Linked DNA regions of Homo sapiens: region 1 is linked to region 2. Evidence: read pairs that join two places in POLR2A ChIA-PET (ENCODE). Cell type or tissue: IMR-90. All regions are shown on one strand. Each heading gives the region's core, and the rest is flanking DNA. Links, peaks and the distances in the headings are about the cores only.

Evidence for each region. Peaks named below come from ENCODE experiments on the same cell type or tissue, not always from the same donor. Only the 100,000 strongest peaks of a DNase experiment are listed, where the experiment ranks them.
Region 1: POLR2A ChIA-PET joins it to region 2 with 6 read pairs; 8 of 35 experiments call an interaction of 5 or more read pairs at or near these places.

The regions. Positions count from the first base shown.
Region 1 is chr12:114,613,282-114,628,898 of GRCh38, forward strand. It overlaps LOC124903026 (a long non-coding RNA gene), which reads left to right and starts at 8,116. Exons shown (of 2, transcript XR_007063470.1): 1 at 8,116-8,730; 2 at 9,523-9,643. RefSeq lists a silencer at 5,460-5,644. In IMR-90, for the core only: no CTCF peak of the experiment used is centred there; no DNase peak of the experiment used is centred there; H3K27me3 peaks cover 483 bases.
Region 2 is chr12:114,685,761-114,701,377 of GRCh38, forward strand. The region is part of intron 1 of TBX3-AS1 (TBX3 antisense RNA 1); the gene reads left to right. Among named protein-coding and RNA genes, the nearest start is that of TBX3, 9.4 kb to the left of the region's middle. RefSeq lists enhancers at 237-1,089, 829-1,735, 1,090-1,940, 7,084-7,378, 11,175-12,028 and 3 more. In IMR-90, for the core only: a CTCF peak has its summit at 7,170; no DNase peak of the experiment used is centred there; H3K4me3 peaks cover 1,981 bases; H3K27ac peaks cover 2,584 bases.

The DNA of each region.
Region 1 (15,617 bases), core at 4,896-9,895, 72 kb before region 2:
ATTTCCGGAATACCTACCTACTAGAAGCGGAACTTATAACATATTATGATCATGCTTGTGGAAATTTATGCTGGCTAGCATTTGGGGGACATCGCCTGGATCAAGGCCAAGGTCACTCTTGTCTCTAGCACACATGCAGATATGCTTCTCATCACAGTAGATACCTTAATTCAGAATGATCCTACAGAAGCAGACATCCCTACCAGATTGCTATTGCTGTGAATGCAACTCCGAAGGGGACTGGACCACAGGCAGCTGGACTTTACATAAGTTACAACAGGAATTTCTGTCCAATGGATAAGCTTGGCCTTTATGACATACACATCAGAGGAAAGAGTTAGCCAACAGGTAGGAGCTACTGTGAGGCTGATTTCAAATATGTTGCCTTTTTCCTATCTTCAGCCTTTAAGATAGTGCAAATCTTTCTATTTTCTCCCTACCTCCAGCTTTAAGTCCCTTCCAGTGATTGCCAAAATCTGAAGCCCAAAAGTGGGGATAGGAAGAAAGCTTGACCCAAAAGTGTCCTTGGATGTTGTGAATACAATGCGTTCATAATTTTTCTTGTCACACTGTATCACACACTAGTTCTAGCTTTTATGTCTCATGATCCTCCACCAGAATGTATAAAATTTAAAAAAGACTGTCAGTACTAACAACTGGTAAGGCTGTAGAGCAATAGGACACAATGCTTTTGGGAATGTGAATTGGCAGTATCACTTTGGAAAACTGCTTGGCAGTATCTGATAATACTGAACACATGTATGTTCCCATGACCCAGAAATTTCACTCTTAAAGGCATACTCCCCCTAGAATGAGTGCTTATGTGCACCAAAAGACATGCATAAGAATATTTTAAGCAGATTTATTTGCTACAACTCGAAGCTGGGAAACAAAACAAAACAAATGTCCATTGAGAACAGAAAGGATAAATGCGGTATGCTCATGAAATGGAATACTATACAGTCATGAAAAAGAACAAACTGGAGCCACGTGCAATAAGTTAGATTAATTCACAGACATGACTGAAAGAAACCAGACATAAAAGAGAACATAATGTGTGGTCCTATTTGTATGAAGTTCAAAAATAGGCAAAATTATCTATGGCAATAGAAGTCAGAAGAGAAGTCAGAATAGAAGTCAGAATTATTTCCCTTCTTAGGGAGAGAATTTACTGGCAGGACGGGGCGTGATGGCTCACGCCTGTAATCCCAACACTTTAGGAGGTTGAGGTGGGAGGATTTCTTGAGCCCAGGAATTCCAGACCAGCCCTGGCAATATAGGAAGACCTCATCTCTTTTTAAAAAAAATTTTTTTTAAATTTTGGTGCATGCCTGTCATCCCAGTTACTTGGGAAGCTGAGGTGGAGGATTGCTTTAGTCTAAGAGGTCGGGGCTGCAGTGAGCTATGATCACACCACTGCACTCTAGCCTGGGTGACAGAGCACAAGACCCTGTCTCAAAAAATAAAAATAAAGAAATATGTATGTGTTTACTATGTGACAGGAACTGTTTGTAAATAAAGGACTTTCTAAGAGACAATCAGAAGGGGGACACTTTCCAGCCTGGCTCAGCATCTCCAAAATGCAAATGAAGATATTACTCTCCCTCGTGAATTTCAGAGATACCCTCCCTGCTCTCATTCTGGAGAGACCAGTGGGAAAAATTGACCCTTCCTTGGCCCCAGTGTCCTCTGCCCACCGCCTCCTCCCTGAGAGCAGACATCCCAGCACTTCCGCTGGAACCCGACAAGCTGTCTCCCTCTGCCACAGGACACTCAGCCAGAGAGTCACTGGTCACTCTGTGGAAGGTTAATTGCTGGTCCCACTACAATAATTACACCCACGGCTAGAACATGGAGCAAAGCAACAAATTTCAACATCACAGGGTGGAGAGGGCAGGGAGAATCACAAAGCTGTTGAAACTGAAGTTCTCAATGCGTGCGATTTATGGCTGAGCAGCTATCTCAGTCTGTAGCATCAAAGCCTTAGGTGAGAGCAGAGGTGACAGGGACACCCAATGCCTCGGTGGCCAGTTCCTGCTCAATTTGAGGTCACAGGTCACATGAGATCTATCTGTTGACTTGGAAACTCTTCAAATCTGGGCACAACTCCCTGTGCCCACAGATAACTCCATTCTTCTCACACGCTTTTGGGTATCTCGAGTGGTGATTGAGAATAGCTCCTGCTCCTCTCCTTCTCTGCCAGCTGCTAGAGGAAATGTCTCCGCTATGAATAGTAGGAATTGTGTTTAATATTTGCGAGATTTGCTTCAAAATCATGTGGATAGGCCGGGCGCGGTGGCTCATGCCTGTAATCCCAGCACTTTGGGAGGCCGAGGCGGGCGGATCACAAGGTCAGGAGATCGAGACCATCCTGGCTAACATGGGGAAACCCTGTATCTATTAAATATACAAAAAAATTAGACAGGCGTGGTGGCGGGTGCCTGTAGTTCCAGCTACTCAGGAGGCTGAGGCAGGAGAATGGCCTGAACCCGGAAGGCAGAGCTTTCAGTGAGCTGAGATCACACCACTGCACTGCAGCCTGGGCGACAGAGCTGGACTCCATCTCAAAAAAAAAAATAAAAAAAGGTCTGGATAGCAGTTACCTTTGGTAGAGTTATAGATAACCCTGAGATTAGCCATTAGTTACAAGTAACTTCAAAATCAGTAATTAATTTATGAGTAGTGGGTACATGGGGTCCATGAAGCCATTCACTCTCGTTTTGTATTTGTTTGAATTTTTTCATATTAATATCTTCTTATTACATTTTCATATTAATGCAAAAACAAAACATGTTTTTTGAAGGAGCATGGTGGCTCACATCTGTAATCCCAGCACTTTGGGAGGTCAAGGTGGGAGGACCACTTGGGCCCAGGAGTTCAAGACTAGCCTGGGCAACATAGCAAGTCCCTGTCCCTACACACACACACACACACACACACACACAATTAGCCACACAGGCATGGCCTGGTGGTGTGCATTTGTGGTTACAGCGACCCCATGAGCTGATGTGGGAGGATTACTTGAGCCCAGGACATCGAGGCTGCCATGAGTCGTGATCGTGCCACCACTGACCTCCAGTCTAGTGACAGGGAAAGCCAATCGCAAAAGAAGGGGAAAAAAAAGACAATCGACTAAGCTGAACGAAATAAAATCCAAAGTAAGAATTCAGGGAAGGCCTTCAAAGAAGACATTCCAGGCCGAGCACAGTGGCTCATGCCTGTAATCCCCGCACTTTGGGAGGCTGAGGGTGAGTGGATCACCTGAGGTCAGGAGTTCAAACCAGCCTAGCCAACATGGTGAAACTCCATCTCTACTAAAAATACAAAAATTAGCCGGGCATGGTGGTGGGTGGCTGTAATCCTAGCTACTTGGGAGGCTGAGGCTGGAGAATCACTTGAAACCGGAAGGCTGAAGTTGCAAAAAGCTGAGATCACTGCAAAAAATTAGCTTGGCTAACTTTTTACGTTTCTTTATTTGTAGAGACAAGATCTTACTATGTTGCCCAAGCTAGTCTTGAACTCCTGGGCTCAAATGATCCTCCATCCTTGGCCGCCCAAAGTGCTGGGATTACAGATGTAAGCCACCACACCCAGCCCTTATGTTTAATTTTAAACAAAAGTGCAGCTTTAGATGATCTCATCTTAACCACCAATAAGACCAGGCATTATGTAAGGGGGAGAACTGAGGCTCAGAAGAAATGAGTGGCATGCCTCAGATCCACCAGCTCATGGTAAAAGAGCAAGAACGGGAATCTAGGCCTGCCAATATAGTCTTGTATTCTCCCTCTGTGACTACATCCTGGAGGCCTCAACACCCATCCTTGCTGTTTGATAGGTCACTTCCAGCACTGACGTTGGAGAGAAACCAAGAAGCAGCACAGGGGTTGGGATTAGGAGGTGCATCCATGTCATCTGTGTATTCGTGGGAAGCAACTGTACAGGAAGAGCGTTCCCCTGGGCTGGGTTTTCCCAGTATCAGACCCTGGGACAACGATGTGAAGGCAAGTGGTTTATTTGGGAGGTGACCCCAGGTAGCACTGGTCCCCTACCAGTGCTTTTTTGTTGGTTTTTGCTGATTTTTATTTTTTTGCTGTTCTTGTTTTTTTTTTTTTTTTTTTGTCTTTTCTTTTTCTTTTTTTTAGACTGGGTCTCATTGTCACCCAGGCTGGAGTGCAGTGGCACAATCACAGCTCACTGCAGCCTTGACCTCCCAAGCTCAAGCAATCTTTCTGTCTCAGCCTCCCAAATTGCTGAGATTACAGGTGTGAGCTACCATGCCTGGCCTATGTCTTTTATTTCTTTTTTCTTTCTTTCTTTTTTTTTTTTGAGACAGAGTCTCGCTCCATCACCCAGGCTGGAGTGCAGTGGCGCAATCTCGGCTCACTGCAAGCTCCGCCTCCCAGGTTCACGCCATTCTCCTGCCTCAGCCTCCCGAGTAGCTGGGACTACAGGTACCCGCTGCCACACCCGACTAATTTTTTGTATTTTTAGTAGAGACGGGGTTTCATCGTAGACAGGATGATCTCAATCTCCTGACCTTGTGATCTGCCTGCCTTGGACTCCCAAAGTGCTGGGATTACAGGTATGAGCCACCACACCTGGCTTTTATTTCTAATAATCCATCCTTCCCTACCAAAAAGACACCTGCACTCACATGTTCATCACAGCACATTCACAATATAAAAGAAATGGAATCAACCTAGGACTGGATACAGAAAATGTGGTACATATACACCATGGAATACTATGCAGCCATAAAAAAGAGAATGAAATCATGTCCTTTGCAGCAACATGGATGCAGCTGGAGGCCATGATCCTAAGCAAATTAACACAGAAACAAAACCCCAAAATACCCCATGTTCTCTCTTACAAGTGGGAACTAATCATTGGGTACACATGGACATAAAGATGGGGACAACAGACACTCTAGAAGTGGGGAGGGAGGGGAGGAGGCAAAACTGAAAAACTACCTATCAAGTACTATGCTCACTGTTTGGGTGACGGGTCCAATTGAATCTCTAACTCAGCATCACACAACATACTCATGTAACAAATCTGTACATGTACCCCCTGAATCTAAAATTTACAACAAAATTGAAAAACAATCTATCCTTCAGAAATACTCACCCAGGCATACAACAATGTAATTGTTGCAGCATTGGTTATAACCAACAAAAAAAATGAAAACAACCTCAGTGTCCATGAACTGGGGATTAGTGAAATAAACAGAAGCACAGCTGTATTATGGAGCACTCAGCAGCAGTTTAGATGTACTGTTATGGTAAGAGGTCCCTGATATATTGTTATATGGAAGAAGAAAAAAAAGCAAGTTGCAACAAAATAGGTTTTGCCTTATTTAATGTTTTCTATATTTAAAAAAAAACGAAGGGCCAGGTGCAGTGGCTCATGCCTGTAATCCCAGCACTCGAGGAGGCCAAGGTGGGCAGAATGCTTGAGTCCAGGAGTGTGATACCAACCTGGGTAACACAGCAAAACCCCATTTCTGCTAAAACATTAGCCAGGCATGGTGGCGTGCACCTGTAATTTCAGCTGCTCGGGAGGCTGAGGTGGGAGAAACACCTGAGCCCAGGAGGTCGAGGCTGCAATGAGCCATGATTGTACCACTGCACTCCAGCCTGGGCAACCAGCCAGAGTGAGACCCTGTCTAAAACATAAATAAATAAATAAATTAAATAAAACAATGAGGAAGGCTACTCACTAAACTACAGATGGTGATTTCCTCTGGGGAGTGACATTGGAGGATAAGGGATTAGAGAAAATTTTTACTTTCTTTTTCTTTTTCTTTTTTTTGAGACAGGGTCTCACTCCGTCACCCAGACTGGAGTGCAGTGGTGCCACCTTGGCTCACTGCAGCCTCAGCCTCCTGGGCTCAAGGGATCCTCCCCACTCAGCCTCCTGAGTAGCTGGGACTATAGCCATGTGCCACCATGCCCAGCTAAAATGTTTCCTTTTTTCTGTATATACTTTTGCCTTTTCATTTTTACAATGAATCCATATTACTTTCGCCATAAAACCAAGGCAAAATTATATATGTAATAAAAGCTCAACTTCTTGGCAGGGCAAAGTGGTAGCTGAGCAGATACTGGGAAAAGACTGCCTCAGTAGCTAGCTGGATTCAGCCAAGAGGTGACCAGGAATCCTCACGTCTACCTGCTCAGGGTGTCATTTGTAGGCATCCATGATCTATTGATCATGGCTGTGTAAGGCACAAACCAACCTCAGCCTTCACCTCACTGGCACCAGATGCCCATCAAGTCTCAGCCTTTAATTGACTTTTCTAGCTTACCTCCTGTCTCTTGGGTCTATGGGTTTAGTAATTTCCACTGGGTCACACTGTAAACCCTTATACTGAGAACAAAACAACATCATTAAGAGGAAGTATGGTGTTGTGTTTGAAAGCATTCATGCTCTGGAGGCACTGCCTCGGTTTGAATCCTGGGAGTCCTAATAACTAGCTCTGTGACCCTTAAGCTTGTTGCTTAACTTCTCTGAGCCACAGCCTCCTTATCTGTAAAATAGTAACAATAATACGACCTATATAATAGGGTTCTTCTGAGGATTAAATAAAAAAAAATACAATGAAGTGTTCAGAAAGTAGTGCCTGGTACCTGGCAATGGCTCAATAAATATGAGTTACTATTTTTTTAAATTTTACTTTAAGTTCTGAGATACATGTGCAGAACATGCAGGCTTGTTACATAGGTATACATATGCCATGGTGGTTTGCTGCACCTATCAACCCATCATCTAGGTTTTAAGCCCTGCAGGCATTAGGTATTTGTCCTAATGCTCTCCCTCCCCTTGCCCCCGACCTCCGACAGGCCCAGGTGTGTGATGTTCCCCTGCCTGTATCTATGTGTTCAAATGTGAGTTACTATTTTATTTGTTTGTTTGTTTGTTTGTTTATTTATTGAGACAGTGTCTCACTCTGTTGTCTGGGCTGGAGTGCAGTGGCATGATCATAGCTCACTGCATCCTAGACCTCCTGGGCTCAAGCGATCCTCCTACCCCAGCCTTCCGAGTAGTTAGGACTATAGCTGTGCGCCACCACGCCGGGCTAATTTTTGTGTTTTTTGTAGAGACAAGGTCTCACTATGTTGCCCAGGCTGGTCTTGAACTCTTGGGTTCAAGTGATCCTCCCACCTCTGCCTCCCAAAGTGCTGGGATTACAAGTGTCAGCCACCATATCTGGCCATGAGTTGCTAGTTTAATCACTCTTTATTGAGCACCTACTACCTATCAGGACTTTTCATATGCTATTTGTTATTTTTCCAACTTCTCCACAAAGCAGGTATTGTTTATTCCTGTCTTATAGGTAAGAGAATATATATGTCTTAGAAAATATATGTGTAGGTCAGTACCTGTAATCTCAGCAGTTTGCCCACCGTGGGCAGATGGTCCGAGCAGAGGAGTTCGAGACCAGCCTGGACAACAGAGTGAGACCTTGTCGCTACAGATAATTTAAAAATTAGCCAGGCATGGCGGCGTGCCTGTGGTCCCAGCTATTCACAAGGCTGAAGTGGGAGGATCTCTTGAGTCTGGGAGGCCAAGGATGCAGTGAGCCATGATCGTGCCACTGCACTCCAGCCTGGGCAACAGAGCAAGACCCTGTCTCAACAAACAAACAAAAACAACAAAAAGCAAACAAAAAAGAAAATACATTTGTAATGCTCAGAGAGCGAGGGATCTTAAGAATTGCTCTTTCTTTGGCACCCATTAAAAGAGGAAATTTAAGCTGGGCACAGTGGCTCACACTGTGATCCTAGCACTTTGGGAGGCCCTGGTGAGCAGATTGCCTGAGCTCAGGAGTTTGAGACCAGCCTGGGCAACGTGGTAAAACCCCATCTCTACTAAAATACAAAATATTAACTGAGTGTGGTGGCATGTGCCTGTAGTCCCAGCTACTCGGGAGGCCGAGGAAGGAGAATCGCTTGAACCTGGGAGGTGGAGGTTGCAGTAAGCCGAGATCATGCCACTGCACTCTAGCCTGGGCAACAGAGTGAGATTCTGTCTCAAAAAAAAAAAAAGGCAATTTGTATTTTCCAAAAGTGATTAAAGCAATATTTCTGATGCCATAATCTCTTCCAGAAACTTGGCACCCTTCCATCGAGAGACAGAGCTACTTCTCCTCCTTTTGAACCTAAGCAGGCCTTTGTGACTGGCTCAGTGAATGGAATATTGCAGAAGGAAGGCTGTGTGACTTCTGAGTCTAGGTCATAAACAATGATAGAGCTTCCATCTGAGCCTTTTCTCGCTTGGGACATTCACCCTTGAAATCCAGCTACCATGTTGTAAGGCAGCCCAAGCTACATGGGGAGGCCACATGGTAGATGTTCTGGCCAATGGCCTCAATTGAGTTACCAACCAGCAGCCCACATCAACCAGCAGACACATGAATGAGTGAGCGCTCTGATGATCTCTGCCTACAACCTTTGAGCCATCCCAGCTGTTGCTGAGTGGAGCAGAGAGAAACAGTCTTCACCAAGCCCTGCCCAGGTTGTACATCTATGAGCAAAATGCTATTGTTGCTATTTGAAGCCACTAAGTTTTAAGGCAGCTTGCCACAAAGATAAGGATACCTGGAACACTATGTGTCAAGTCACTGGGCAGAGACATCATCTAATTTAATCTTTAAAACAGCTGCTTTGGAAGATATCCCTGCTTTATAGATGCAGAATTAGGACTTGAAGGACCAAGATCACATTGCAAGTAAGTGGAGAAACCAGAATTCCTACCCATGTCTCTCTGGCTGCAGAACCCACATGCTTTTGATAAGTAACACTCACCCCAGGTAAAGCTGGGAAGAATCAAAGTTATGTATCTGCTATCAGGACCATGACACCCAAAAGTCAGTCCCTAAAATGGATTACTCAGACAGAGACATTTCACTTTATCGAGAATTATTTTCTTAAATAAGAGTCCTTCATGGGCATCTCGCAAAGTGTCTCTCCACATTGGGACTCATTCATGTCCTGCCTGCTGCTGCTGTATTCCTTGGAGAGACCCAAGATTGTGGGAATGGGATGTGCTGAGTGTGGGAAGATGTTTGTTTGGAAGCCTAAGGTTTTATGGGAATTCCTTCATCTCTGGGGATAAATGGTAGCTTACGCTAAGCCCCTGATATACATGCTGATTAACTTAGATTGAAATTTGTGATGGGAAAATTCAAACAGAGGCATTTCCTCCAATCCACCCCCCTCTCCATTGAACTTTGACCACAACCGCAAACACCACCAAGAAACAGCTTTCCATAATAAAATAATATTAAATAATTCACTGGCAATTATAGATAACTTCCAGAATTTAACCAAATCCCATCAATCCCGTGTATCATGTACCATTAGAATACCCATTTTTATGGATGAGAAAACTGAGGCTCAGAGAGGGAAGTGATTTGACCCAGGTCAAAGAGCTAGGAAGTAGAAGAGGCAGAATTTGAACCAAGTTCTGTTTGATTCAGAAGCTGGTCCTCTTTATAACTGCAAAACTGATTTCTTACAGATAGGGAAGAAGAGAACAAATCAGTTGGAAGAAACAGAATGAGCAAAGTCAAGAAGACGTAAAAGCAAGGTGCATCTGACTTTACAATTCAATAGAATAAAAAACACAACAATGACGAAAATGGTGTAAAATCTGTTCATTATAAAGTGACTACCTTCACCCAGAAGAAGTCCCTCCAGTAAGGGTTCACAGGGGGGATAATGTTTGAGTCTTGAAGACCATGTCAAATGCCAATCATCTAGAAGGACGTTATTATTAATATTACTATGTTGGTGGCCATAACTATTAGCATTATTTGTGTATGTGCTGATATGGTTTGGCTCTGTGTCCCCACCCAAATCTCATCTCCAATTGTAATCCCCACAGTGAGGTGGGGATTACGGAGGGACGTGTAATCCTCAGGTGTGGAGGGAGGGAAGCGATTGGATCATGGGGGTGGTTTCCCCGATGCTGTTCTCGTGATAGTGAGTTCTCACGAGAGCTGATGGTTTTAAAGTCTGGCACTTCCTCCTTCTCACACTCACTCTCTCCTGCCACCTTGTGAAGAAGGTGCTTGCTTCCCCTTCGCCTTCCACCACGATTGTAAGATTCCTGAGGCCTCCCCAGCCAGGTGGAACTGTGAGTCTATTAAACCTCTTTCCTTCATAAATTACCCAGTCTTGGGTATTTCTTTATAGCAGTGCGAAAGTGGACTAATATATGTGCATTGGTGAGAGTCAATAGTTGTATGTGACAGAATCCCAACTCAAACTAGCTTTAAGAGAAAAATGAGATTCACTGATTTACGTATGTGGAAAGGAAAACGTGGTTACATAGATTCTAACAATATTGGCTGGTCTCAACTCAGCCCTCTTTAACTCTCTTCTGCCTTGCCTCTCAATGCATTGGTCTCATTCTAAAGCTATTTAGCTGGGTTTTCCTGGCTACAGCATAGCTCCAGGCAGCTTCAGGTGAGTGACATCAATCACCTCAGCACCCCAAAGCTAAAAAGAAAAGCCTTTTGCCTCCAGCATTGAGGGACATAATGCCTAGAAATGATCCTATTGGTTAGGTTGGGGTTTTATGGTTCTCCCTGAGCTAATCACTGAGGCCAGGACATGGGAATCTGTGATTGGCCAACTCTGGGTCACATGGCCCACCATCACCCATAACAGCCAACCAGTAAAATTGCTTCTCTCATAAAGCTGATGTGACCATTAAATGAGTTAATATTTGTGAATGCTCAGAAAAGTGCTTGGCAAATATTAAATATTAAACCTTCAACAAATGTTAGTCATCAGTTTACCTCTTTTCATTCCCTCAAGACATCCAAGCTCCTCTCCTTGACTGCTGAGACCAGAGCTCATGTACCCCTTTTATTAACAAAACAGCCACTTTCAGGCACCATCATATTTGATGCCTCATAAGAATACTGTGAATATGGCTGGGCACAGTGGCTTATGCCTGTAACCCCAGCACTTTAGGAGGTCAAGGTGGGTGGATCACTTGAGGCCAGGAGTTCGAGACCAGCCTGGCCATCCTGGTGAAACTGCGCGTGGTGGTATGTGCCTGTATTCCTAGCTACTTGGAAGGCTGAGGTGGGAGGGTTGCTTGAACCTGGGAGGCAGAGGTAGCAGTGAACCAAGATCATGCCACTGCACTCCAGCCTGGGCGAGAGAATGAGACTCTGTCTCAAAAAAAAAAAATGCTGTGAATAGTTGTATATTTTCGTTCTCATTTTAGAAAAGAGAAAATTGTGAGGCTCAGCATCTGCCTTAGTCCAAGAGCAGTGGCTGCATGTCAATAAGTAGCTTTAGAAAGAATGCCTTTGACAGACGGGAAACAGAGTCCCAGAGAGCAAAGGGACCTCTTCACATTGTGTCAGTAACAGAGCCTGGTTTCAACTCGACTCTCCCAAACTCTCTCCGCCTCTCTTCTAAGTGCACTGGCCTCATTCTCGTGCTATTTCTCAGTCCTGGCCTCATGTTATTCCCTTGATATGAAGCTTTAGTTCACTGGCTGCCTCTTCAATGCCAGCGCCTGGGCTGAGCCCTTTTCTTGCATTACTTATCGCATCCCTGTTTTCACATGGCCCTCTGAGAGGTCAAGTGACTTCCTCAAGGTCATACAGCAAGAAAGTGGCAGAGGCAGGATTAAGATTAGGACTATCAGACCCTGGAATCCATACTTGAGATCTCTGTACCAAACTGTCTTTGGCTCAGATTAAGTTTACTGAAGGATTTCCGGGATGTTGCTTTGTGCCAGATCAGGAAGACGTATGGGGCAGTAGAAAGGGTGTACACTTAAGGACCAGCGAGAATTGGAATGGAACTCTAGCTTTGCAACTAGTAAGCCGCTTGACCTTGGAGGGGTTAACTTCTCTGAGCCCTGGTTTCTTCTCTCTGACATGGGGATAACTCTTGCGTTGCAAGGCTTGGATTGATAGTGTATGTAACGCTCGGTGAAGAGTCTCAGTAAATATTTAGATAATGACCATTCCATTGCTAGTCTTATTGTTACCTAAAGAGTGTGAGTTTAACTACAACTGGCCGCTGCCAAGGGACTAACCATCTAAGCAATGAAAGAGCATTGTCACCAGGGGGCAGCAGAGCTCCAGCAGAATCTGCAGGGCCTCACTACGCCCACCTCAATTCTGGTCATGACCTTTGGGGGACCTCAAAAGTCTAATCAGCCTGGCTTTTGTGTGGTTTGATCATAGAAGGAAATTGCAGGCGCCTCTTACTTTAAGCAAAGCCAATCGTTTAAGAGCCCCAGACTTCTGGAATTAGATAAAGCTGGCTGCATGACTTTGAATAAGTCATTAACCTTTCTAAGCCTTTGTCTCCTCATCTTTAAAATATGTATAATGTCAGTAACCACACCGTGGTGACGTTATAAAAATTAAATGAGAACATGTAAAGTAAAGCACTGTGGGCAAACAGTAAGGATCAAAACACAATAAATAGTCATTTAAAATGAAGGCCAGGCACATTGGCTCAGGCCTGTAATCCCAGCACTGTGGTAGGCCAAGGCGGGAGGATCACTTGAGGTCAGGAGTTGGAGACCAGCCTGGCTAACATGATGAAACTTCATCTCAACTGAAAATACAAATATTAGCTGGGCATGGTGATGCATGCCTGTAATCCCAGCTACTCGGGAGGCTGAGGCAGGAGAATCACTTGAACCTGGGAGGTAGAGGTTGCAGGGAGCTGAGATCATGCCACTGCACTCCAGCCTGGGTGACAGAACAAGACTCTGTCCAAAAAAAAAACAAAAAAAAAAACCGATTAAGCACACAATGAAGTTTTTCACTAAAAATTTTTAAACTTTTTTTAAAAAGTACTTGATTATACCAAAAAACTTATTGGGACATGCAAGCAGAGATCTGTGTGGAAGGATGTTCACTGCAGTGTTGTTTATAATAGCAGAAAAATTGGAAAAATAGAAAGTTCAACAATAGGGCAAAACCAACCAAACAGAACTGGTTAAATAAGTTTAAGGGTTCTTGTATTAACAAATGCTGAGCAACCTTGACCTAATGTGAATAAACTTTGACATGAAGAGACAACAACAATATATTCTTGAATAAAAACCAAGTGTGCAAGCCAGCAAGTGTAGTACAACCCCATGTATGCAAAATTGCCTCATTCTACCATAAAGACACATGCATGTGCATGTTCACTGCAGCACTGTTCACAATAGCAAAGACACGGAATCAACCTAAATGCCCATCAATGACAGGCTGGATAAAAAAATATATGGTACCTATGCACCGTGGAATATTATGCAGTCATAAAAAAACGAGATCATGTCTTTTGTGGGAACATGGATAGAGCTGGAGGCCATCATCCTTAGCAAACTAGCACAGGAATATAAAACCAAATACTGCATGTTCTTATGCATAAGTGGAAGCTAAATGATAACATATGAACACAGAGAGGAACAGCAGACACTGGTGCCTACTTGAGGGGGGAGGGTCAGAGGAGGGAGAGGAGCAGAAAAGACAACTATTGGGTACTGAGCTTAATACCTGGGTGATGTAATAATATGTACAACAAACCCCTGTGACATGTGTTTATCTATGTAACAAACCTTTACATATAACCCCAGACCTAAAATAAAAATTAAAAGAAAAAAAACAAAATTGCGTCTGTGTGTATGTCTGTGTGTGTGCACCACATGTGCGTGTACATTCTCAGAGTTATGTGGGAGATCCATCCGATATAAACAGTGGTTACCTTTGGGCAGTGGGATTTGGAGGTAACTTTTAGCTTTATATTTTAAAAGAAAAATAAAAAGAGAGAAGTTGCAAGTATAGTACAATGAAGTCCTATACTCCCTTCAGTCAGATTCAGCATTGCCAACATTGTGCCACATTCGCTTTATCTATACCTACACCTATACCTATATCTCTCTATATACCTACACCTATACCTATCTCTCTATATACCTACACCTATACCTATCTCTCTATATACCTACAGCTATGCCCATGTCTACCTATCTGTATCTACCAATATGCCTATGCCAATACATATATCTACCTATATACCTATGCCTGTACCTATATCTACCTACATACCTACTCTTGTACCTATATTTACCTACATACATGTGCCAGTCCCTATATCTACCTACATACCTATGCCTGTACCTATATCTAACTACATACCTAGATCTATATCTATCTATATATGTATGCCTATAGCTCTATCTACCTACATACCTATGCCTATACCTATATCTACCTGTATACCTACACCTATACTTATATCTACCTATATACCTATAGCTATATCTATCTATATACCTACAACTATATCTATATCTATCTATATACCTACAACTATATCTATATCTACCTGTATACCTATGCCTATACCTATATCTACCTACATACCTATGCCTATATTTACCTGTATACCTACACCTATACTTATATATACCTATATACCTATAGCTATATCTATCTATATACCTACAACTGTATCTATATCTATGTGTATACCTATACCTATACGTATAACTACCTATGTACCTACACCTATACCTATATCTATCTATATACCTGTACCTATGTCTATATACCTATGCCCATACCCATATCTATTTATATACCTACGCATATACTTGTATCTACCTATCTACCTACACCTATATCTACATACATGTTATGATTGTTATTTTTGTGGAACCATTTTGAAAGCAAGTTGAAAACATCAAGAAGTTCTATCCCTTAGTTCTTCAGCGTGCATCTTCTAAGAGCAAGAACATTCTCCTCTTACATAATCACAGCACAGTTATTTTATTTCTATTATCTAACATGCATACAAATTTCACCAGTTATATATAAATGTGTGTGTGTGTGTGTACACATACAGCATCATCTTCACAACTTGAAAGCACCATACAAGTATTCCATTTGAGGAAAAGAACAAAATACAATTCAGATACTCGATGAGGTCTTTATTGTTGAAACAAATGTGAGCCAAAAGGCCACCATCAGGCTCTGCCCTGAACACTGCCCAGAAGAGCGGCTTCTCTCCCCTTCTTATGCTACCTGGGGTGGGGCAAATGGATCTCAGCTGGGAAGATTCTTCCTGGTTGACTCACTAGAGAAGCCCAAATGTCACTCCCACCCCCTCCAAACTCAGATAGGCATCAAAGAGAGGACCGCCTCATTCCTGCTTCCATCTCTGCAACCACTTGCCTCTGCAGGTCAAAGAAAAAGCCCTCGGGCAACTCGAGATTATGGACTAGAAATATTTCTCTTCCTCCTTTTTAAATTTATAATGTACCTTTGTGGGGAGATTGAGATAGGCTGTAGAAGAAAACTCCCAGTGTCTCCAATTCTTACCCAGGAGACCAAGAGTAAAGGTACTGTGACCACTATGGAGGTTGGTGTCTCATTATGTAGTAAAGTTCAATATATGCAGATTCTAGGACCCAGCACCTCCACTCCCAGATTTATTCCCTAGAGAAACTCAGGTGCATGTGTTCCAAAAGACGGAGATGGAGCCAAGACCGTTGCTCACACGTTATTTGCATGGTAGCTCCAAACTAGAAACAGCCCCAGCATCCATCAGCAGTAGAATGGAGAAAACAGTGGCATCTCC
Region 2 (15,617 bases), core at 4,675-9,674:
AATCTTGAAAACAATGTTCTTTTATCTTTCCTGAGATGAAAGCTTCTTCGATGGAAAGGGAACGGAGAAAGGGCTGATCTGGGGGCTTAGGGGTTTAAGAGACTCAGGGCTTTGGATGTGTGTGTCTCTGTAGGCCAGCACAGGCCTCTCTCGCATTTTGCCTTGTGCACCCGCGCAACCCCCAGCAACCCCGAAACCCCAACGTGGCACCAAGGGAAGGGTGAAAATGAAGTGCTCTTGTGGGCCAACCACGCTGAGATAGGGGAGGATCTTTTGAGGCGACAGGCTTCTCCAGCCTCGCATTTTTGACGCACATGGTTAAGAGAGCTTGGCGCCAGCGTTGAGAATTCCCTGAAGTCACCAGAGAGAATAGTGTGGTTCTGCGAACTCCGTCTGGCTCGCCATCTCGCCCCTTTCTTTCCCTTTCAGTCTGTCTTTCTCTGGCGTCCTCTCTGTCTCTGCCAGTGGTTAAAATAGAGAAAGGAGAGAGAGGGAAAATTACGAGGTGGTGGTGCCCCAGAGTGTTGGCTCATAACACCCCCTCCCGCATCCCCTCCTCCCCACCTGAAGGGTGCGAAAGGCCAGGCCATTTCCCGCCTTACACAGAACACGGAAGTCACTGCAGGGTTTCATGAGTCTCTGGGGACCCCCGCCCCAAAAAAAAGAAAAAGAAAAGAAAAGAAAGAAATAGAAAAAAAAAGTGCACCCCCTCCCCCAGACTGCTCGCCTCCGGGGCCTGGGGCCCCTTCGCTGCTCTTTCAAGAGCGGCCCCAAATCCCAGCGATCTGGTTTTGCCTGCCTGCCCTCGCAGGCCAATCTCTGCCCCACTACTTGGGGTGGAAGCAAAGTAGTTCTACAACCACACTGTGACCGACCTCCTCCTCACCCACTCGGTGCCCCCAAGCGTCCCACGCACAGCAGAGAGACATTCCTCTGCATTCTGGCCAGCTGTCAGCTTTGGAAATGGGAGGGGAGCTTGCGGATTTTACTTAAAAATGTCTAGATTTGTTTTTGGCTCCGCGGGTGGACTGAGAGGGAGTTCTGCCCCTCACACTGTCCTCCTCCCTCAATTGCCTATTTTTTGCCCATAGCTCTAACTTAACCCTGTGATCACCCCAGATCGCTACTTCTGACCCCCATCTCCTCTCCCACACCAACCTCCAGCGCGCGAAGCAGAGAACGAGAGGAAAGTTTGCGGGGTTCGAATCGAAAATGTCGACATCTTGCTAATGGTCTGCAAACTTCCGCCAATTATGACTGACCTCCCAGACTCGGCCCCAGGAGGCTCGTATTAGGCAGGGAGGCCGCCGTAATTCTGGGATCAAAAGCGGGAAGGTGCGAACTCCTCTTTGTCTCTGCGTGCCCGGCGCGCCCCCCTCCCGGTGGGTGATAAACCCACTCTGGCGCCGGCCATGCGCTGGGTGATTAATTTGCGAACAAACAAAAGCGGCCTGGTGGCCACTGCATTCGGGTTAAACATTGGCCAGCGTGTTCCGAAGGCTTGTGCTGGGCCTGGCCTCCAGGAGAACCCACGAGGCCAGCGCTCCCCGGACCCCGGCATTAGGCGCCAGCTGCCGGCTATCTGCGGTCTTTTTCTCTCTGCAGACCCCTCGATCCTCTTTCCTTCGGTCTCACACTCAACAAAAGACAGACTAGAGACGTTGAAAGAGCCTGCCCTTCAACAGAGTCCCAGAAAAGGGTGACTTAAGGGGAGGAGAAGGGAGAAAGAGGGCAGATTCCGGGTCAGAAAAGACCCAGATAATTTCTGGCGTCTCTGAAATATTCCTCCACCTTTTCGCAAAAAGAGTTTTCACTTAATTGTAGCTCTAGAATTAAAAAAGTAAATTAACTGAAAAACCTCTCTATCTGCAATGCCCGCAGCATTTAAAGTAGTGCGGGTGCAAGTAGGCGAGTGTTAAAGCTGGGTGGGGGGAGGACCCTGAAAATAATGTTCCTTTGTGGGGGTGGGGTCGGGGTGGGGGTCGGGGGAAACAAAACCAAATCAACTGTCCTTAGCCCAGGCCACGGTGCCAGCAAAGAAGCTGGCCTTGCCCGAGACGGAAGCTTAGCCCACGCCACTTTTCCCTGCCGCACTGCCTGCCTCAAACTATAAAGGGGACAAACCGACCCTTTTGTGATCAAATGGTGTTTATCTGGAGTTTACAAAAAGGGCGGGGAGGAGGGTAAAAGGATGGTGGGTAGGCGGGGTCGTTTGCTTTGGCCAGTTTGCTGTAAATATTCCCTTCAGCATGTGTGAGGTCTGGCAAGGGAGTATTATATGCTTATTCCCTCTTAAACTTTCACCCCCGTTTGCCGCAGAGCTCTTTTCAGTCCGAGGTGTCACTAAATTGGGAATTCTGTTGACAGAAGGGCATCCAAGATTCACCGGGGGTATGAGACCTAATTAAGAAGTTTCATACAGGGGTGGGTTCATATATGAACTTTTCCTGGGGGAGGGGCGTTCTGGTCATCCTGGCAGTTTGGCAATGGCTCCTCGTTTCTGCCCAGTGCCCCAGCCCATTTGATCTCAGGATCCCAGCCTCTTTTGATATTGACGAGCTTTGAAACTGACCAGGTGCCTGCCCCCCAAGGGCTCCCATTCTCTTTCGGGCTCAATTCTCCCACCTGAGGAAGTGATTTTCTTATCACGGATCCCAGGGAAGTAGCTCTCTAGTTTACTGTTTGTGGTCCTCCTGCAAATTGCCCTAGCACCCCCTACCCCTCTGGGGTACATACATTAGCACTGCTATGCTACCCTGAACCCTGACTCTCCCCCTGGCAGTGCTGAACCCAGTGGAGGCTTGCTCTTCCTCCAGGAGTCTCCACTCACCATGCACCCCCATCCCTTCCTCCTCCCCAAAGCTTGCTTTGAGAGCTTAGTTCCTCTCTGGTCCAGAAGCTGCCTGTCAGTCCCTTGGAGACAGGCTGGACTCCCCCACCTTTCCTCCCTCCAGGGCAGACACTAGCTTCTTGGTTGGACCAGACAGACAGGGCAGGACATTCACCTTTTGTTTCTTTTTCCATTCCTTTCTTTCTCCTCCCCACCACCCCCCCCCCCCCTTTTCTTTTGGTCTCCTTGTCTTTCTGCTCATCCCCATTTAGGATTATTTGAATGCGTGTCTGGAATCTTTCTTATTCTTTTTCCTTCTACTTTCTCTTCTCCTCCTTTCATCAATCTTGTTCTTGGTTTCTATTTCTCTTTCTTGTCTTGTATCTATTTCCCAGGCTTTAACTTCTCATGTTTTGTTTTGTTTTTTTTTTTTTTCTACCTTCTTTATCCTATTTTTTCTGGCTGTTTTGGTCCTGTCTGAATTCTCTCCTGTCTTTCTGACCTGGTGCCTCCGTACTCTGCCCCCTTTCCCTCCCTCATCTTTCCCAGCAACCATGACAGCCTGGAGATCCCTCTTCCTGGGGCTGAAGCAAACACCTTCCCCTCTCTTCCTTGACTAGAAAGATAAAGTATCTTGAGAGATAGAAAAACATTGTGTGCATTTGCCTAGAGTGGCAGTTTTACCTTCTCCTCTTGGCATTTCCAAAGCCACCCCTTTCTCCAGAGTTGAACCCCATCTTTGCTCCCTAAGCTCTAAGGCCACCTCCCCATCTTTTCCAGAGCAGGAACCTAGGGTGAGGAGCTGCAAGTTAACCTAGGAACCTAGGGTGGGGAGCTCTATAGCCCCCAGCTCCCAGCTTCCTACTTGCCCCAGCAGCACGGAGCTTTCCTGTAACACACATTTCCCCTATCCTCTGACATTCCTCTAAATTATTGATCTGGGCAATTTGGTGCAAGCGTCTGTAGCATGTTTCAGAGAGAGAAGACTGAAAGTTGTCTAGCTTGGAGAAGCAATATTTTTAGTACAGAGGCTCAGTTTGTTGCCAGTTGGTTTATGCCGTTTCTAGAGCATCATTCGCTATGCACTTAATCCATGCTCATCATACCTCCTTAATGTAAATATGTTTTTGGCAGAGGCAAAATGAAAACATTTTGCCCTCCATATTATTCTTATTAGCACCTACCTTTCCTCAAAGCTGATCACCCTGCAAAATGGCAAATTTGTACACAGCCAGTGATTTAGATAAGTTAGAAGGGAAATGAGAGAGGTAAGATTGAAGGATGTGTGTGTGTCTGGGGAGAGTGCTTTTTCTACATCTGTGAAGGTTTTTTCCTCTCTCAGGAAAGGGAACCAATTGTGGTTTCCTAATTTCAAGTCAATCTATATCTTCAACCTTCTCTTTGTGTGTGTGTGTGTGTGTGTGTGTTTTACCTAATTACTTTAAAAAAAAAGATAATGCAATGGGCATTATTAGGCCAGCAGAAATGAATTCACAAGGAAGGGGCCAGGAATTTTTTCTCTCATTTTATCTGACCCAGAACCACCAAGACACAGGCCAGAGCTGACTTTTGCCCCAGGCACTTTTGACCACCCAGCACCTTTCTTTCTTCAACATCCTCTTTCTAGATTTTCAGTCGAGACAGGTAAGGGTATAAGTGGCCTCTCAGAGGTTTGTATCAAAATTTTACTTGTAGGGTAGAGGGACTAAGTGACAGAATACTTTAAGAGGGTGGAGGAGAAATTTAACAGTCCTCTCATGCAGACGGAGGGTGACATTCAAATGGGAGAATTTACTTCTGTGGTTTGCTACTGTTTCATTCTTTCCCTTATCATTGGTAGTGTTGTTAGGTGGCAGGGTTGTGGGGCAGAGTGGGGTTTCGCCCTGGGGGAGCATATGTGGCAGAGGGCACAGGAAGATCTGTAAGCAAGAGGGCATAGCAAATTAAATGACCACACTGTCAGGAAGGTTGACAGGCCAAAGAAAGATCAGCTCCTCCAAATCTGCTGAACTAACTCTCCCCTCGTAGCCCCAGACACGTTTTCTCAATTTGAGCACAATATCCATTACTATTTCCCGTACTGGGTTTCAATTAAAGAGAGTGAGAGTAGAAAGTTCACTGGTGTTTGGGGGTTCATTTATTTCCAAGCAGGATGCAAATGAAAGGGAGCCGTGGGCACAGAGTTGTCATGTGTGTTTTTCCTCCCTCTTCTTTCCATTTCCTTCTTGCAACCTTCCCTCCACTTCTTGCCAGCCACCCAGCACACCCGTGTTCCCAAAGCAAATGTTTTCATGTCTTGAAAATCCAGTTAGGGTGAGGAGAGAAGGAAGGTGATAACATCATACCTACTGATGCCCCCTAGAGATGAAGCTGTCCTGGGGGCACTTAAGGCTTGAGGGAAGGATTTACCTTCTCGAGATGGGCACAGGAATTGGGGTAGTGTGAGCACTTGAAGGGTTCCAGGTTTTACTGTTGCACTGAAAACAGATGCAATCCCTCCTGCTGTAACATGCCCCTATGGAAAAAATCTAGCCTTCTGTGCAGTTATCCTGTTTTGGTCCTAGAACACAGGGTGGTGATCTTGCTTCTCTGGGGGGTGCCAGGCAAATAGAAGACGTGAAAATCTGCTGCCAAGGTCAGGATGTAGGTCCTGGATTCAGGATCTTGACCCCAGGCCTGCCCTGTCACCGAGCAGTGGTCTCACAACCAGGCAAACTCTCTGGCCAAACTCACTTCACACAAACTTGAGCTGAGCACCAGCCCTCCAACCCCCTCCACCTTCTATGATCACTGACTTTGTACCATGGCCACACAGACCACTGGGCAGAAGAGTAGCTGCAGGGTGTCGGTCTTAATTTCATGACACTCTGCGTAGCCTCCTCCTCCTTCCACGTCAGCAAAAGAAACTAGAGGCCTCAACAATGTGACTGTATTTTGAGTTGGGATGTGTCCCTCCCAAATCAATCATCCCGGCTCCAAATAATACAAACAAATTCTACATATTTTAAAATGTCCCAAGTCTTGTATGATATCCAGGGACCGATTAGTGCCGACTGGAGAGACTATTCCCTCTCCCATTCCGAATAAAGGGTTAGGTGAAGGTTGTGGCCCGAGAGATCCCAGAAGCCCTTAAAAGTCTTTAGCTTGGGGTTTGAATAATGAGGGCTAGATAAGTTTGTTTTCTCTTCCTTTCAAAAATTTTTTTATTTTAGAGGAAGGGGAATGAGGAAGGCGCACGCGCGCGCTCACACACACACACACACACACACACACACGCAGAAAGAGAGAAAATGTTTGGAATTGTGAAAGTGCCTTTCCTAGTAGTTGCTTTTACTGGCGCCCGGGCCTCAATTCATTTCATCTCTGAACCAGATACTAAAAATCCTCCAGGCGAGTGGAGAGGACCGGCCTTCCTGGATCGGGAACCTGCCCTCTGTCTTCCCTCGCAGCGCCCTTTCCTCCTTTCGCTTGGGAAAGGAAGATTTCGAGCCCCAGGAAGGAGTTGGGAGTGAGCGACAGCCCAGAGCGTCCCATAAGGTCCTTTTGGCCATGTTTCTGCCCCGGGGGGCTTCACCTAGATCCCCCACCCCACCCCTTACCCCTGTTGCAAATACGTAAGCTGGACGCGCCTCGGTGCGGATCCAGGCCTCGCTGAGCACGGAACCGGAGAAGCAGCTCACGGCCTCGGATTCTACTCTCACCCAAGGGTGGAAGGGGGTGACAGGGCTCGGATCTTGCCCCAAACGCTGCACAGGCCCGCAGGAGAGCAAAGAGGTCTCGGACAGGCTGTCCTTCCCCAGCTCTCGGTCGCGACAAGGTCCCGACAGGCCCGGGAACCGGCGAACCGCCTGCAGGTAACCCTGCGCTGGGTACCTGCCTTCCCTCTCCAGCTACCGGGGCGGGGCGCGGCGCGGCGCGGCGCGGCGCGGCGGGCTGCCCGGGTGGGGGATGAAGAAAGCACGGCGGACCCAGGGCAGCGAAGCGCAGGTCTTTTTCCTTTTGAGAACTAAGATCAAGATTGCAGGGATTCAGTTAGAAGCCGCTCACCTACCTCCACCTCCCACCCTACCCTGTCCGATTTGTCTTTTGCTGCCGCATTGATTGCTACCTTCCCCCCTCCCTTCGCTTGCAAAGGACACATCGGGAGTGGACGGTAAAGACCTTGCGGGGAGCCGTGGGGGGCGGGGAGGAGTAACCAAAAATGAAAGAGAAATGTAGGACTCTCTGTCTCCCAAAGTGGTGGAAAAGCAATTGCAAGGAGATGGCTCTCGGGAGAATAACAGGCTCAGAGAGAACGCAGCCGAGCGGGGGAATCTTCGTGCGCGAAGCCGGGAGGGTTGCGGGGAGGGAGAGTTCTCCTCTCCCACCGCTGGGGTGTGTTTTTACATGTTTTCTTAGCAGCAAGTTTTATAAACAGGTCAACCCTACGCTGCCAGCCCAGGGAGTTGGAGCCTGTCTCCGGCTTCTAGTGCCGACACCCCTCTTTCCCATTCACCCCTTGCAAGCCAAACGCGCAGAGTTGGGAGGGAGGGGAAACTTCCTTCCACTTCTGATGTGGGGGGGACATTTGCTTTTGAAAGGCTTTCCTTGTCTTCAGACGGTAAAATACGAGTTCTCCACATGTCTGAGTCTGGTACCTCAAGCATGGATGGATGGGGAAGTGGGGGGCGCTGCTCTAATGACCTCTGCGCTGGATGGGGGTGGAGTGGGGGATTCTCTCTTTTCAGCCTGGCCCTGCTGGGGTGCCGAGGGGCATTATTAAACCCAGACGCTCAGGCCAGGAGTTGGGGCCATGCGGAAAAGATTTACAGTTAAGCCAATTGGGGCCGAATACAGCCATCCAAAGTTTGCAGGTGTAAATAGTGCCTCGAATTATTGTTTTCTTCCTTTCCAAGCAACTTCATTGCCCGACCCCCACCCCCCACCCTTTCCCCACTTCCTGGGACTCTAATTCTTTTGAGAACAGGGAGAGGAGGAAGGACGGTATGGCACAGTTGGGATTTTTCTATCAGAGAAGTTAAAATACGATGTTGCATTCACTTTTATGTGTGCGTATTAATGCAGTGAATACAACCAGGACAGGCTCCTTCATCGCATGTCTCCATCTAGAATTTGAGAATTGTTGGAGTCAGTGAAAGACCTTTTGACTTCGACGTATGATTTTTTTTTAAGGGAGTGGAGCAGACTTCTGTAAAACAGGGATATTGCAGTTGAATTATGAAGTTTCTGAGTTGGGGAGATTGGGTGAGGCAGGAGTAAAATGCAAAAGAAATCCCCTCTGGTAGGGATACAAGAAGATTGCTATAGATGGAATCTGAAGGGGAGGTGAGGCTGGCTTGCTAGGAAGAACAGAGTCACAGACCTTTCTAGTGCTTCAGTTTAGATCTTCCTAACGTTTAGAGAGCTTACTGAGTCGTGTATAGGTCCAACCTTAAGCCCATCTCCCACTGCGTTATTTAAATGTCAAAGAATATGCATGTGTATTTCTAAACTGTTCTTTGTGGGTACCAGTGTGTATATGGACATTACAAGTAGCCCAGAATATAACATTAAATCTCAGATTTTAGAAATGCATCACAATCACACCCCATGGGCAGACTCCTGTTTCATCAATATAGACGGAACTAAATTTGTTTTGCAGCTACACAGTTACTCCTTTTCTCTTGCAGCAATAAAATCTGTCTGTTACAAATTACCAGGGAATTGGAGAATATACTCCCCACCCCCCACACACACACCACAACTGTTGTTCGGTGTTTTTAGTCTCCCACTAACCCACTCAATAATAGATATAATATGTGTGTACACAGGCACTTTTCCAAAAAATTAGCGATAACATTCTGGGCACATGAAGAGGGCGTTTTTCTCTCTTTCCATTTAGGATTTGTTGCAGACTAAGTTGCTACTCAGGAGACCCATTACCAGGGGGATTGGCACCCATGGGGCCTCAGGGAAGAAGCTGAACAGCCTGTATTGCATGCAAAGACAGGAAGTTAAGGCGCCTGATTCCAGTCAGAATAAGGGCATAGGTGTAGAATTAGTAAGACAGGACTTAACATGTCCACGGAGCTGCAAGCGTCACCCAGCCCAGGATGAACCCCTCAGCTGCCACAGGAAAGTTTCCAGGCAGTGGTAGTAAAAACACTTTTTCTCTCTCTCTTTAAAAAACTTCCCAGTCCAGTGCACATGTTGCGCATAAATAAAAGTGGCTAATTGAACACTAGGTGAATCTGAATCAGTCTGAAGCAGAGAAGGAAGTACAGGACCCAGGCTGGAGATGGAGGTGCCCCAATTTGCAGGGGTAGAGAAGGAGTGGATTGCTTCCCACTTGGAAACCTCTGCTCTTCGCTTCTGGAGAGGCTCATCGGGAACCCCTGCAGAAGGTGCCCTTGCAGTCTCCACTGGATGGCCCTTAGGGAAGACTTGGCTGGTGGACAGTGTCCTCTGTGTGCCCCAGAGGGCCTGGCCAACTGGTTGGGTTGGGATGAGGCCTCGGTTTTGAGCCTCTGCGGTGGCAATTCCAGATATACCAGGAGGCCGAAACTGCTCCTGGAGGCTGGGGCAGGAGAGGGCCACCTGGAATCTGCCAAATGTGGGAGCTGGCGCAAGAGAAGTTAGGTGCAAGCCAGGAAGTGGGGGAAGAGGGTTCTCAGTGCAAACTAGCATCTCATTTCTAAAGCTCTGCCTGCACTGCATTAACTTCTGTTTACCGGGAAAGGTGTTGAGTGAGTGTGAGTGTGTGTGTATGTGTGTGTGTGTTTTGCGGGAGAGTGGTCTGGAAAGGACCACAGCCAGACAAGTGTGGAGATCTGCAAAGGGTACATGGTTTTAGGAACCTCAGGGCCCCACATCCCTTTTTGCAAAGGCCAATCTGGTGCCTGCCCAGCCCTGGTCCACTCGTTAGAAATTGGAGTGGCTGACCTTACCCCGGAACCAATCTGAATTGTATCTGGAATTGGAAACACAGGACTGTGTTCTAATCTAATCTAATCTCATGGGCATAGGACCTCTTAGAGGACTGCTCAGTCCATTGTATTACTGGCTTCAGTAGTCATTTGAAAGATTCTCTGTCAAGGCGATTAAGACCTCAGCTGAGAGTGGAGCTGTGGGCTACAATATTAGGAAGAATAAATTCATCCAACACTTATTGAGCTCCTATTGTGTACCAAGCAATGCCCTCACCTTTATGATCTTGTCAAAAGTTAAAGAGCTAGGCAGCAAAGAAAAAAGACTACTAACTATAGCCAAATAAAGTTAATAGGCTACACGGTCTGTGCAGGAGTGTCTAAAATTAGGTTTCCTATTTTGTAAGAGATAGGGTTCCTCATCTCTCCAGCTCCGATCACAGTGCTCATAGCTAATGGCTGCTCAATAAATAATAATTCAATACAGGAATGAAAGTCAAGAAAGAAAGGGAGAGAAGGAGACTAAAAGGGGCATTTTCTCTGCATTTGTAAAACAAATAACCACTTCCAAAGTGCATTTTTAAAGAACCAGTATTCAATTTGTTAGCTGCTCTCCCAAACGGATTCTGATATATAAAATAAGATAGTGAAAAGCAGACTTATTCTAAGATGGTAGTGGGAAGAGAGGTTTGGTATAATGGATAGAAAATTCCACTCCATCATTGAACAGATATTTATTGAGAGTCTTCTAGGTGCCAGATAGTCTTCAAAGTATTGGAGACAAGGGAGTGAATAAAAGATGGGTCCCTTCCAGCTTAATGCTTATGGTCCTGAGTTTTGTTCACTCCGGTAAAAATATATTATTATTCCCATTTTGAAGATGAGGAAAATCGAGGCCCACGAAGAGTGGGACAGGAGAGGGCTTAATTTCAAGATCTCTGGACAGAAAGGTCAAACTCAATCAGCCTTAGCTCTTCCACGCGCTGTGGAGAGGTAGGGCTGGGTGATTTTTTTGCTCCTGGGAGCCTTGGAAACCCAGACAGCGTTACTGACCTGGTTGGCGGAGGTCACCGCGGGCGCCAGGCGTGCGCGGGAGCTGGAGCTTAACACCCAGCCGCTGTCCCGCAAAAGACTTTCCCGGATCTGCTCACCCCAGCTCCCAGCTCAAAGGCCCTAACTTCTAAACTCTCCGGTCCGTTTCTTGCACTCAGAGCACACACCTTGCCTACAAGTGGGTAGTACTGCCGCTCTGCACAAACAGAAAACTTTGGGATAGACAACTAGGGAGTCTTGCGCCTTCACATTGTTAAAAATTGACAGTAAAGAGGTTTCCATAACCCCTCCCCCGCCGCCAGGGTTTTATGCTTCTGTACAGACTTCTCCCCACCGCTAGTACCCCAATGCTCACCGTAGTCTCTGGCACATGCAGTGTGTTCATCAAATGTTTGTTGATTGACCAAATAAACTATTTTTTCTTTAATTTTTGTTTTAAAAACAGAACCAAACTAAAAAATGAATTAGTGATCGAATAAGAGGCAGTGGGGTGAGAAGCTCCTTTTGCCGACGCCCTGGGAGGGGGTGGAACCGGCTTAGGTCACCCATTCGTTTTCCAGCAGCCGCTGGGTTACTTCCCACCAGCTTTGCAAAGACGCCTGCGATTTCCTTTGGTCTACAGTTCTGTCCTAGACTTCGTTCGGCTGATCGATGAAGGAGACAAGCTGGCCCACGGGGAGGTCAATACAATCGATGCGGACCTCGACGAAACGGAAGAATCTCGCAGGTTCCTGCGTGCTGGGTTCCACTCAAAATGTTTCAGGATTTAGGGTTTCTGCCTCCTCGCTGTCATTATGGAACTGGACGGAGGATGGCGGTGGGTGGGTAGGAAGAAGCCTCAAGGCCCATTCAGATGAGCCTAGGGGTACACCGGGCCCGGAGAGCGCCCCCACCCCCACTTCCACCCAACTGGTGTAGCCCATACCACCGAGTGGTGAAATCATCAGAGCTCCCTAGTAGATTTCGTTCTTGAACTTCTCGGCCTTGGAATCAGACGCCCGGGTCATTGCGCAGCGGGGCCACACCCCTTAGCTCCGGGTTCCTCACCTGAGAAATGAGTTTCTTATAAAATGCGATTTATTGGCGAGAACATTTGTGAAATACTCAGGAAGATGACAATGTTCTAAGAGTTCTCCCACACATCGGCTCATCAACTACAATAATCTAATGAGGCAGGAGCCTTCTCAGTGATCTCCACTTTCCAGACGAGGAAACAGAGACACGCAGAGAAAGACAGAGGCTTGCCCGAAGTCGCACAGCCAGTGTTTTGGGGAGCTGGAATTTACCCTGGGGCTTGTCTAACTCGAGTCCGACTTTTAACAGCAAAACAGTAGGAGTCCGATACACGCACACAGTGGGTACACAGTAGCGATCTGTTTTCTTTATATCTTCGCCCTTTAGGAAGAGAAATTCCATCTAACCCTTTCCCCGCGCAGATTTGAAAACTGCCTGTATTCTTTGGTCCCTTCCTTCTGGAAGCAAATGCAATTGGTGGGTGGGGAGTGCGAGTCTGACAAAAACCTTCTTAAACTCTGGAAATCCAGATCTTTACCGCCCCCTCTTTTTTCAGTACGAAGGAACGAGGGGAAAGTGCGCGCGCGCGCGCGCGTGTGTGTGAGTGTGTGTGCGTGTGTGTGTGTGTATGCGCACGCATGTGTGTCTAGAATCAATACGGCCCAGACAGCCCTTCACAAAGGGGCTCCAGGCGGGCGCCTCCGCGGCACAGCCTCCGCCCCACCGCCCGCGGCGAATTAATTGGGCCCTGAAAGAAGGGGCGACATAGCTTCCAGTTAATTAGTCAAGAAATGAATCAAGTCCCAGCGGCCTGGCAGAGGCTCTTGGGGCGCGGGTTTTGTGCAAGCCACAATGGTCCGTGGGGCTCTCCCCTTGGGCGGAGTGGGGCGCGGTGGGGAACACAGCTTGGACGCCTAGGCGTCCTGAGCCCGGCACCCTGCGCGCAGAGCAGACCCAGGCGCTCTCGCGAGCTCTAGCGTCCGTCATGTTTCCTCTCTTCTTTTCTTTCTTTTTTCTCTTCTCTTCTCTCCTCTCCTCTTCTCTCCTCTCTCCCCCTTCCTTTCCCTCCTCTCTCTCCATCTCCCTTTCTCTCTCTCTTCCCCTTTCCCCTTCTCCCTCCCTTTCTATCTCCCCCTTCCTTTCTCCCTATCTCCCTCTCTCTCCCTTTCTCTTTCTCTCCTTTTCTCTCTCTCCCTCTCCCCCTTCCCCTCTCCATCTCTCCCTCTCCTGACCTCTCTCCCTCTCTCCCTCTCTCTCTCCTCACTTCTCTCTTTTTTTCCCCAGTTTTCACCATCACCGTCCCCCTTCCCCCTCCCTGGTTCTCTGCTGAACTTTGTCCAGGTTTCCTACCTGCAGGCGCTCCTCCCCTCACCCCAGCAGCGGCCCTCTCCAAACTCTCCTCCCTGAGGTTGCTCTTTCTAAAGCCTCAACCTCAGCCTGGCAGCACCTGGGGCTGGGTGGTTTCGGGATGTCGGGAATCCTTGACTTAGGGGGAAAGGATGGAAATGAGCCCTGGCTTTGGAGCCCAGAGGCCTGAGGTGTGTTGCTGGATAGGTTCTTCACCCTTGGGTCACCTTGGATTCACCCTCTCCAAGGCGGTTAGAACCCTCTGAGATCATTCAGGGCTTTGAAAGGGCTTGGTAATGGCGACCTGTGTCCTCACTCCACGGAGATTTAGAATTAAGGCAGACCTGCAACACAGGAGCAATTATTGAGTACCTGCGGTGTTCTCATCTAACATTTCTTCTCAAGCTCTCCCGCGTCAACTAAGGCACTGAAGATCCGGGTGATCGGGTGTTTTCGTCAGAAGCAGCTCTGTTGGGGGAAGGGAGGGCAGGCACAAATCCTAAACCCAATTTTTTTCAAGGCCTTTTTTTTTGAGACCGAGTCTCACTCTGTTGCCCAGGCTGGAGTGCAGTGGCATGATCTCTGCTCACTGCAACCTCTGCCTCCCAAATGCTAGCAATTCTCCTGCCTCAGCCTCCCGAATAGCTGGGATTACAGCCACGTACCACCATGCCTGGCTGCTAATTTTTTGTATTTTTAGTAGAGACAGGGTTTCACCATGTTAGCCAGGCTGGTCTCGAACTCCTGACCTCAGGTGATCCGCCCGCCTCGGCCTCCCAAAGTGCTGGGATTACAGGCATAAGCCACAGCGCCCGACCATATTTCAAGGCCTTTTTGCTCCACGTGCTGGTTGCCCTACCAGAACTAAACGGACAGAACTCGTTGCTCAGAGAAGTAGAGACACTTTCCTGGAGTCACACAGCAAAGGAGAGGCAAGGCCGAGGGTTCCCCCCTCTAGGTGGACATTGGGTTCCTGTTGCCCGCCGCTTGGCACCGAGAGGGCCTCAGGGAATCACATGTCCGCCTGGCCTGGCCTGGTACCAAATGTTTATAGACAGGACGAGGGTCGCTGGAATCGCCTCGCTCCTTTCAGCTTGGCGCTAAGGCGCGAATCTCGATCCTCCTAGTATTTCTCTGGCGTCTGTCTCTATCTCAGTCTCTGCTTTTGTCTCTTTCTCCCTCCCTCCGCCCCAGTCTTTCCGTCTCTTTTTCCTCGAATGCACGTGGAATTCGGAATTGAAAATTGAGGTCAGAATCTCCCTTTTTCTTCCAGTTATCCGCGCCGCTGCCCCACGCCTAGCGGCTTGGATCTGCATAGACATCTATCTACCCGCAACAAGATCCGAGCTGCAGAAGCAAACCTAATCTGTCTCCGCACCATCCCCTGCTCTGTAGACCCACTGCCCCATCCCACGCCACATCCTTGAGGTTCAAGTAGCGACTCCAGCGGATGATTCGGAGAATGCCCTGCTTTCCAAAGGCCCCAACCCGTGTTTTTATTTTCTTTTTCCTTTGCCCGCTTGACCAACTTTGGTTTCTTTCAGGGCCCGGAGGTGCCTGCGCCGCGCTTGGCTTTGCTTTCCGCCGCCCCAGGAGACCCGGGACTGTGGTTTCCGCTCGCCACATCCCAGCCTGGTGCGCACACAAGAGCCTGGCGAGCTTCCCTCGCGCGCTTACAGTCAACTACTTTGGGCCTCGGTTTCCCTGCTCCTTGTAGATCAGAGAAGGGACGGGCGAAATGCCTGCGAGGGAGGGTTGGCGAATGGGTTGGTTGGTGGCAAGACTGCAGTTCTTGTACATGGACGGGGGTTGGGGGGTCAACACTGGAAGAACTCCTGCCTGACGCCAAGAGCCACCCGCTTTCCAGCTCGTCCCACTCCGCGGATGTTTACCCACCTTCATGCGCAGAGGAGGAGATGAAACACTGGGGATATCTTGTTTTCCACACTAGGAATGGAGCACACCAACTTCCATGGTCCCAGTCTCCCCTAAGTGGGACCTACAGCTTGGTGGGACTCTGCCATGCAGGTGTGCCAGGCTGCGTGTGTAGGCGAGGACAAGCCAGGTTCCAGCCAGCAGGTGCACACTCAGGTGTGTGCAGAGGTGGTCCCTTGTGGGCCTGCTTGGTCCACTGTGATAGCTGCTGACATTTGTAGACCGGGTCAGTGGCTTTCAACGAAGTGTTAGCCGACCTCCTGCTGAGCATTTGGAATTTAGGAGATGGCATATTGGAGGCTTGGAACTGTATCCCTCCATTTACCTCTGTAAGCCTCCCTTGCCGCCTCTGAAAAAAATGAGACTCTCAGGCTCTCCCACAGAGGAGCATTGCAAGGAGTAAGTGAAATCATGCATATGCATCGCTCAGCCCAGCCCCTGGCACACAGTGAGTGCTCATGAATCATTAGCTGTTTGGACTTGCTAAACTCTGTGCTTCCGTGTGTATATGTATGTGTGTGTGTAAATATATA